Linked DNA regions of Homo sapiens: region 1 is linked to region 2. Evidence: read pairs that join two places in POLR2A ChIA-PET (ENCODE). Cell type or tissue: Panc1. All regions are shown on one strand. Links, peaks and the distances in the headings refer to the core of each region. The heading gives the core; the rest is flanking DNA. Region 1 has its middle 6.1 kb from the start of ZSCAN4. Region 2 overlaps ZNF530 (zinc finger protein 530).

Region 1 (4,393 bases), core at 315-4,314, 54 kb before region 2:
CCCTGGTCAGTCATGGAATAGCCCAGTTTAGCCTCATTGTTAATGAAGGACATCAATCCCAGGCCGGTCTCCATGAGGAGGGGGCGCTCCACGACCAGCACGCGTGCGCTTGTCCTGGAAAAGGACTTTCCTTTTTGGCGTTTTTGACCTTGGATTCACAGAGCCTTGAAGCTTTTCATCTGGCAGAGTTGCTGTGTTCTCATCCGCAGCAGCCATAGCGTGTTGTATGAAATTGGCACAGGGTACGTTTGTGGACCAGGGATTCCATCTGTTTAAGAAGGAAAGGCGACTTCGCTTGCCCCACTGAATTCGAATCCCAAAACCTTCTCGCTTGTTGAGCGATTTAGGGGGAAATTGGAATTCTCCGCAGGAGACGGCATGCCATCCGGGCCGCCTGCCAGCCCTGGAGTCAGATGAAGCCGTCTTTACCGCTGAGCGCTCCCTGCCCCGTGACTAGCTCCCGCCGCTGCTTCTCACTGTCCCAGGGGCCCCTCGGCCTGCAGCCGCAGCCCCGGGTCTCGCTGTCCTCCACGGCCGCACGACCGCGCCGACTCCTCCCCCGCCCCGGGTGCTGCGGGGCGGGAACACCAAGGATTCCCTGACCTGGGCGGCGCTGGGTCCCAGACGCTGAGCGGCCACAGCGCCTAGAGCCGCCCCGCGCCGCGCCCCAGCTCCTCGCCCGCCGCCAGCAGCGTCCTGGGGCTCTTGCTCGCCGAGTCCACCGAGCCCCGCAGCTGCGGCATCGCCGCGCCCGACCCCGACCCCCGACCCCTCACTTTCATCTGCCCAGGAATTTCTTTTCCCTCCCTCCCTTCCTCCCTTCCTCTCGTCCTCCCTTCCTCCCTTCCTCCCTTCCTTCCTTTCTCTTTTTCTTTTCTCTTCTTTTTCTTTTTTGACGGAGACTCTCTCTGTCGCCCAGGCTGTACTGCAATGGCACGATCTCTGCTTACTGCAACCTCCGCCTCCCGGGTTCAAGCCATTCTCCTGCCTCAGCCTCCTGAGTAGCTGGGACTACAGGTGCCTTCAGCTAGCCCGGCTAATTGTTTTTTGGTGTTTTTAGTAGAGACGGGGTTTCACCATGTTGGTCAGGCTGGTCTCGAACTCTTGACATCAGGTGATCCGCCTGCCTTGGCCTCCCACAGTGGTGGGATTACAGGCGTGAGCCACAGCGCCTGGGCTTCTCTAGTAATTTCAAAATCGTTTTATTACAATTCAATAAAATTTAAACAAATCAAAATTTAAAGCATGCAATGAAGAGGATTTGTTCAATAAAGATAAATTCAATTACCAATAGCTTTTTTTTTTTTTTTTTTTTGAGACAGGTTGTCACTCTTGTCACCCAGGCTGCAGTACAGTGGTGGGATCTGGGCTCACTGCAACCTTTGCCTCCCAGGCTCAAGAAATCCTCCCACCTCAGCCTCCCGAGTAGCTGAAAGTAGCTGGGATTACAGGCTCATGATACCACGCCCAGCTAATTTTTTTTTTTTTTTTTTTTTTTTTTTAGAGACATGGTTTTACCACGTTGTGCAGACTGGCCTCGAACTCCTAGGCTCAAGTGATCCTCCCGCCTCGGCCTCCCAAAGTGCTGGGATTACAGGCGTGAGCCACTCGCCCCCAGCCTATAGCATTTTCCTGACATAAAGGTCTACCATTATCTTAATGGTATAGAAAGGAAATGTGTGTGTATGTGTACATAAATGTAAATATTGGGACTTATTACCTAGTAATAAAATAGTATTAGTTGAAATATAGAAGTGATTTTTTTTTGCCTCAGGTCTTAGCTTTAAATAACATGTGGGATTCAAAGTGAAGAATAACAATCCCGGGTGCGGTGGCTCACACCTGTAATCCCAGCACTGTGGGAGGCCGAGGCGGGCGGATCACTTGATTTCAGGAGTTGGAGACAGCCTGGGAAACATGATGAAATCCAGTCTCTACAAAAAGTACAAAAATTAGCTGGAAGTGGTGGTACGTCCGTAGTTCCAGCTATTGGGGGTGGGGGGTGAGGGGCAGAAAAGGGGCTGAGGCAGGAGGATCTCTTGAACCCAGGAGGTTGAGGCTGCAGTGAGCTGAGATCGTGCCACTCTACTCCAGCCTGGGTGACAAATGACAGCCTGTTAAACAACAACAACAACAAAAAACCCAAAGTAAAGAATAGTCTTAGGCTGGGTGTAGTGACTCACGCCTGTAATCTCAACACTTTGGGAGGCCAAGGCAGGTGGATCACTTGAGGTCAGTAGTTCAAGACCAGCCTGGCCAACATGGTGAAACCCATCTCTATTAAAAATACGAAAATTAGCTGGGCGTGGTGGCTCAAGCCTGTAGTCCCAGTTTCATGGGAGGCTGAGGCAGGAGAATCACTTGAACCAGGAGGAGGAGGCTGCAGTGAGCTGACATTGTGCCACTGCACTCCAGTCTGGGCAATAGAGTGAGACTCCCTCTCAAAAAACAAAAACAGACAAACAAAAAACCAAATCTCTCAGCGGTAAAAATATTTGTATATTTTTACAATCTTGGATAAGTAAGCCATTAATATGTAAACACTGAAAAAAGGCAATTTTTAATAAAATGAAATATTAATGAAAAATAATTGCAAATTAAAATAATCTAAATAAGATATTTAAATACATAGAATGTAAAAGAGAAAGTTATCAATCACTTTACTATTGTTAATAGCCAGATAAAAGAAAAAAATACAACATATAAAAAGATATAATCCTGAGAAAAAAATAAAAACATAAAATGTTTGGCTCACATTCAAATGAAATTGAAATGACTTATTTTAATTGTAGCTTGTATTACTTTGCTCAAACTTTGTTATGGGTTAAATTCTTCTGTAAGAAATTTTATGTTTCTTTTATTTTCTATCATAAACTATAATTAAACATGATTTACAAATTTACAATTGGCAGTTCTTTTTTTCTTTTCCTTTTTTTTTTTTTGAGACAGAGTCTCGCTCTGTTGGCCAGGCTGGAGTGTAGTGGTGCAATCTCAGCTCACTGCAGCCTCTGCCTTCCAGGTTCAAGTGATTCCCCTGCCTCAGCCTCCTGAGTAGCTGGGACTACAGGCGTGCACCACCACATCCAGCTAATTTTTTTATTTTTAGTAGAGACGGGTTTTATCATGTTGGCCAGGCTGGTCTTGAACTCCTGACCTCAGATTTTCTGCCCACCTCAGCCTCCCAAAGTGCTGGGGTTACAGGCGTGAGCCACCGCGCCCAGCATGGTAGTTCTTTAAAGTAAGCTAAAACACTTAAAGATGTCAAAATTCTGAGTACAGAATATTCACAGACTTGTATTTATACAGGTCTACTTTTATCACTCACTTTTACCTCAATAGCATTTTTAAAGAATCTCTAATTTTTGTTTCTGGCACATTTTATTTAGGCTTTATAAAAATAAAAAGTTTTCCTTTTTGTGATTATAGTTTAGTAGTTTTTATTACAGTAAACCACTTATGCCATTGAATAAATAGAGCAAATGGCATTACTTTTGGGAGGAGAAAACTCCCTGTTGATAAATATATACATCAACCTGTGGAGACAGACGTGTTGGAGTTGAAAGCATTGATTCTACCAGTAACAATCATGTGTGATTTATGGTCACTGATTAGCACGTTACATGAAGGGAATATGGAGAAAGAATTTACTCAGCAGTAAGTCAAGCAGAGGTGAGTTAAGGGAGATCTTGCAAAATTTATGTAAATTAATGGAAATCTATCTGGAAGGATCCTCACCACTTGTAGACAGTGTTCCTTCCTTAGGTTGAGGTTGTGGAAGAAGGAGGGGTATAGTGTGTCCCAGTGAGTATTCACCATAGACACATACGTTTATTCCAAATATTCATTAAAATATTTTAATATTAAGAGAAGTTATGAAATTACTGGTAAAATAAAAATATAGGGGATCAATGAATCAAAAGAGGAGAATAACTGGAAAACTTTTGGAAGAGAAATCTTAAAATGAATTTAAGTAACAAAATGTAGGTCAGTAGACATAGTGTGGGCATGAATAAAGTTTCTCTAAAGTCCAAACACTGTTGCTGTGGTTATCAATCACACCAATTCTTCAAAAATCGTAGTAACTAGTAAGGAAGGCTCAATTTTATCCTGATCTGAAGGATTCTGTGTAGACAGAAGAGGAATCTACACTGGGGGCCAGGGGAGGTAAAAATGCCCTTCACTCACAGCCTCTAGTCAACACTTTTGTTTGCTAAAAATCCACTTAAACTAGGCAAGGAAGGGAGGAGGGAGGCAGAATAACAGAGGAGACAGGAACAGAGAAGCAATTCAGAAACTTTGAGGATAGAGAAGAGTACTGTGAGTACATGAGAATGAGAATGTCAAGACACTTTTAGAAATATAATTATCTGTTTGCAGGGTGAGATACTTAGGA
Region 2 (4,393 bases), core at 71-4,070:
CTCCTCGGTTGAATTTTCTTCTGAGGAGGCAAGGACCAAAATTGCTGCAGACTGCTGCAAAATCACTGGCAGTAACGCTGGGATGATTTAGTGCAGGGAAAGTATTGGCTTGGTGAGTAAGAGTTAGATAAAGAGGGTAGTTGGCTTGCCTTGCTCTCAAGGTAGTTGTTTACTATTTTTAGAAATTAGCTACCTCTGGTAGGGTAAGTCTCTCTGTCACCAGCAAGAATTTTAAGATGTCAAGACATATAATACAAAAAACAGAAACCATGATTAATACATATGCTTCCTTAATGAGAGGGTGGTTGAAAAAAAAGGTTGAGGAATGACAGCCCTGAACAGACCATTTCACAATTATAAACATAAAAATATTCACTTAATATGTGTGTTCTTGGAAATTATAAGATGTGCACAATGAATTTGGGGGCTACTGATTCAGGCAAGGTTTTAAGCTCAGAATTTTGTCCAAAACGGTCACCTTGTTACTTTTCTGGCCTTCAGGGAATATGGCCACTCAGCAGGTCCTGAGGAACAGCTGTTCCTCCCTGTTTCCTGAGGAACAGTGTTGGGGAACATGGGACATATGCTGGAAACAAGACACCCAATCCATGCTGTTTCAAAACACTGCAGGCTGTCAAGTTGTCCAGTTTCCAATAGAAGTGGGAGGCCCAGATTTTTAAATGGAATAACTTTTTATAGGTTCATTGAGGTGTAATCAACATGCAATGTACTGCACATATTAAAACAGTAAGTATACACACACACACACACACACACACACACACACACACATATGTACACTTTTGAAATCATCACCCTATCAATGGTGTTGGACATATCTGTCACCTCCAAAGTTAACCTCAGGCCCTTACCTAAGGGGAAGTTTTATAAATAAAAGCACAAAAAAATACACACTTTATGATGTCTAAAATAAAATTCCAGAAAATTCAAGTCAATCAATTGTAAAGGAATGTTAAAAGTTGCCTGCATATTCTGGAATGTATTATAAAAGAGCAAAAGTAAAATATGCAGGTGAGATATGCTCATTCTTATGATTACAACAATGCTTCCATGGGTTTACATTTATGTCAGAACTTATCAAGTTGTACACTTTAAATATATATAATTTATTCCACATCAATTATAACTTGATTTTTTTTTAATGGATGCAATAACAATCTTGGTCATTGACACTTCAAAAAGTCTGGTTTACTAAGTCTCTATTGACTCTACCATCTAGCTCCCCAGGCCACGTAGAGGCAGACCTGCTTCAGTGGCAGGAAATACAGGTGAGCAATGAAGGCCATTTCCATCAGCGTTAAGAGGATTGCTACTGGATCACAAAAGCCGCACCAAGGACAACCGAATCTCTCTTGACTTCATCCTTTTTTTTTTTTGTCTGTGCAGCAATGGCCTTGAAGTAAACAGGCCAGAGAGGCTACAGGAATCCACAAAACCCTTGTTGTCTCTAGTAATAACTTGAGCTACAAGACACACATTTCTAGAGATTTCTGCACACAGTGATCTTGCAGTCATAGTCACTGGAACATTTGTGGATACTTTTTTTTTGAGACAGAGTTTCGCTGTTGTTGCCCAGGCCGAAGTGCAATGGTGCGATCTCGGCTCACCTCCCAGGTTCAAGAGATTCTTCTGCCTGTCTCCTGAGTAGCTAGGATTACTGGTGCCTGCCACCACACCCAGCTTTTACTTTTACTTTTTACTTTTACAATTTTTGTACTTTTAGTAGAGACAGGGTTTCGCCATGTTGACCAGGCTGGTCTCGAACTCCTGACCTTGGGTTATCCACCCACCTCGGCCTCCTAAAGTGCTGGGATTACAGGCGTGAGCCACCACGCCCAGCCTTTTTTTTTTTGGAAACAGAGTCTCACTCCATCACCCGGGCTGGAGTGCAGTGGTGTGGTCTCAGCTCACTGCAACCTCCACTTCCGGGTTCAAGCTATTCTTGGTGCGTCAGCCTTCAGAGCAGCTGGGATTATAGACGTGCACCACTGCACCTGGTTAATTTTTGTATTTTCAGTAGAGATGGGGTTTCACCATGTTGGCCAGTCTGGTCTCTGACTCCTGACCTCAAGTGATCTGCACGCCATGGCCTCGGAAAGTGTAGGGATTACACGCATGAGCCACTGTGACTGGCCTGAATGGATCTTTTTTTTTTTTTTTTTGAGACGCAGTCTCGCTCTGTCACCCAGGCTGGAGTGCAGTGGTGTGATCTGAGCTCACTGCAACCTCTGCCTCCCAAGTTCAAGCAATTATCTGCCTCAGCCTTCCAGGGTTTCACCACCTTGGCCAGGCTGTTATTGAACTCCCGACCTTGTGATCCACCCACCTCAGCCTCCCAAAGTGCTAGGATTAAAGGTGTGAGCCACTGCGCCCGGCCGGATGAAACTTTATATGAGGAACAGTCCATCTAATTTGCTGCAGTCTCCTCCATTCCCTATTATTCAACCCAGCGTTTCTTTACCAATTATGTTTCGCTCCAGCCCCATGGTTTTATAGCTAGGGACACTAGCTCACTGAATTCTGTGTTTCAAGGGACACAGCTCCTTCACAGGACCTCATTAAGGGATTCTAAACATTGCAGGGCATTATGTGATATCCTCACTCAACAAGAAAAACTTTGTGTTGTCTCCAGAAACAATGGAAGTTGCCACAACTGCCCCCTCTGCAGAATGACCTCTGAGCCCACATGCAGGCAAAAATCAGAGCCAGAAAGCCCTGCAGTGTCTCCTAGAAGGCCTTGGAAACAATGCGAAATAGGCCAAAAATGGAGCAAAATCTATATTCTGTGAGCATACTGTCCCCTCTGAGGCAAACAAAATTTGAATCCCCACAAATGTTATATACCCTTTTAAGCTGACAGAGTCCTATTATGTTTCCAAACTACTCAACAATTAATACAACTTACAAGATTAAAGGTACTTAAACAAAAGGCCTTTATCATTGCACAAGCCAGTTAACAGGCAGTTCCTGGTAAGTGGTGGAAGCTAAAAAATGCTTCATCACAAGCATCGCCTGAGATCAACAATGTCCTCAAAAAAGGCAATCCTCTGGAAGCTGCCAGCAGAACTCAGATCAGGTCCTGGGGCCAACACTGGGGTAGTTATATGCACTATGTAGCCACAGGAGGAAATGAGAAACCCCCCTAAGAGCTTAGACTACTCGTGCTTTCCTCCAACTAATGGAAGAACTCTGCCTCCCTGAGCATGTTGGGGTGGTGACTGATGCACACTCTGTGGGTCTCCCAGCGGGTAGTGATGAAAAGGCTTCAGCCGCAGAAACTGGCAGTGACACGAATCTGGTAAGGTCCCTGGGCAGGTTTAGAGAGTACAACATAGCTACACATGCTTCCCACATACCTCAAATTTATGGGAAATCCATGGATGTTTGGATACATGAGTCACATCAGAGAAGGCTCTTCTCAAAGGCTAGCCTCCAGTGCCGTCATACCAAGTTAAAACAAACTAACAAGCAAAAACACATTCACAGCATATATAAGGCCTTTCTTCTTTGGGAAATCTTGTGTTAAATGTCACAACACAAGCCGGACATGGTGGCTCACGCCTGTAATCCCAGCACTTTGGTAGGCTGAAGCAGGTGGATTACCTGAGGTCAGGAGTTCAACACCAGCCTGACCAACATGGTGAAACCTTGTTTCTATTAAAAATACAAAAATTAGCTGGGCATGGTGGTGGGTGCCTGTAATCTCAGGTACTCAGGAGGCTGTGGCAGGAGAATCACTTGATCCCAGGAGGCGGAGGTTGCAGTGAGCTGAGATTGCACAATTGCACTCCAGCCTGGGTGACGAGCAAAATTCCATCTCAAAAAAAAAAAAAAAAGTGACAAAATAATTTCCCACATTCACTGCACATGAACTCTTCTGTGTCTTAAGAGGCCAGAGCTTTGGCTAAAGGATTTTCCACATTCACTGCATTCATAAGGCCTTTCTCCAGTGTGAACTGTCTTGTGTTGAATGAGGTGATTTTTGCGGGTAAAAGATTTCCCACATTCTCTGCACTCATAAGGCCTTTCTCCAGTGTGAACTCTCCTATGCTGAAGGAGGGCAGAGCTTTGGCTATAGGATTTCCCACATTCATCGCACTCATAAGGCCTTTCATTAGTGTGAACAGTCTGGTGTCGAATGAGGTGGGTTTTTCGGATAAAAGATTTCCCACATACACTGCACTCATAAGGCCTTTCTCCAGTGTGAACTGTCTGGTGTCGAATGAGGTCAGTTTTGCAACTAAATGATTTTTCACATTCACTGCACTCATAAGGCTTTGTTTTAGTGTGAGCTCTTCTGTGTCGAAAGAGGCCAGAGCTTTGGCTAAAAACTTTCCCACATTCACTGCACTCATAAGGCCTTTCTCCAGTG

The links. ChIA-PET counts read pairs that join two places held together with the same protein. Peaks named below come from ENCODE experiments on the same cell type or tissue, not always from the same donor. Only the 100,000 strongest peaks of a DNase experiment are listed, where the experiment ranks them.
Region 1: POLR2A ChIA-PET joins it to region 2 with 7 read pairs; 6 of 35 experiments call an interaction of 5 or more read pairs at or near these places.

Annotation. Positions count from the first base shown.
Region 1 is chr19:57,660,630-57,665,022 of GRCh38, reverse strand. It overlaps a transcript of ZSCAN4 not described here and the pseudogene TPRG1LP1. Among named protein-coding and RNA genes, the nearest start is that of ZSCAN4, 6.1 kb to the left of the region's middle. In Panc1, for the core only: no CTCF peak of the experiment used is centred there; no DNase peak of the experiment used is centred there; H3K4me3 peaks cover 1,075 bases; H3K27ac peaks cover 416 bases; H3K27me3 peaks cover 730 bases.
Region 2 is chr19:57,606,812-57,611,204 of GRCh38, reverse strand. ZNF530 (zinc finger protein 530) reads right to left here. Exons shown (of 4, transcript NM_001321981.2): 4 at 1,107-4,393. The coding sequence ends at 3,880. Among named protein-coding and RNA genes, the nearest start is that of ZNF134, 5.2 kb to the left of the region's middle. In Panc1, for the core only: no CTCF peak of the experiment used is centred there; no DNase peak of the experiment used is centred there.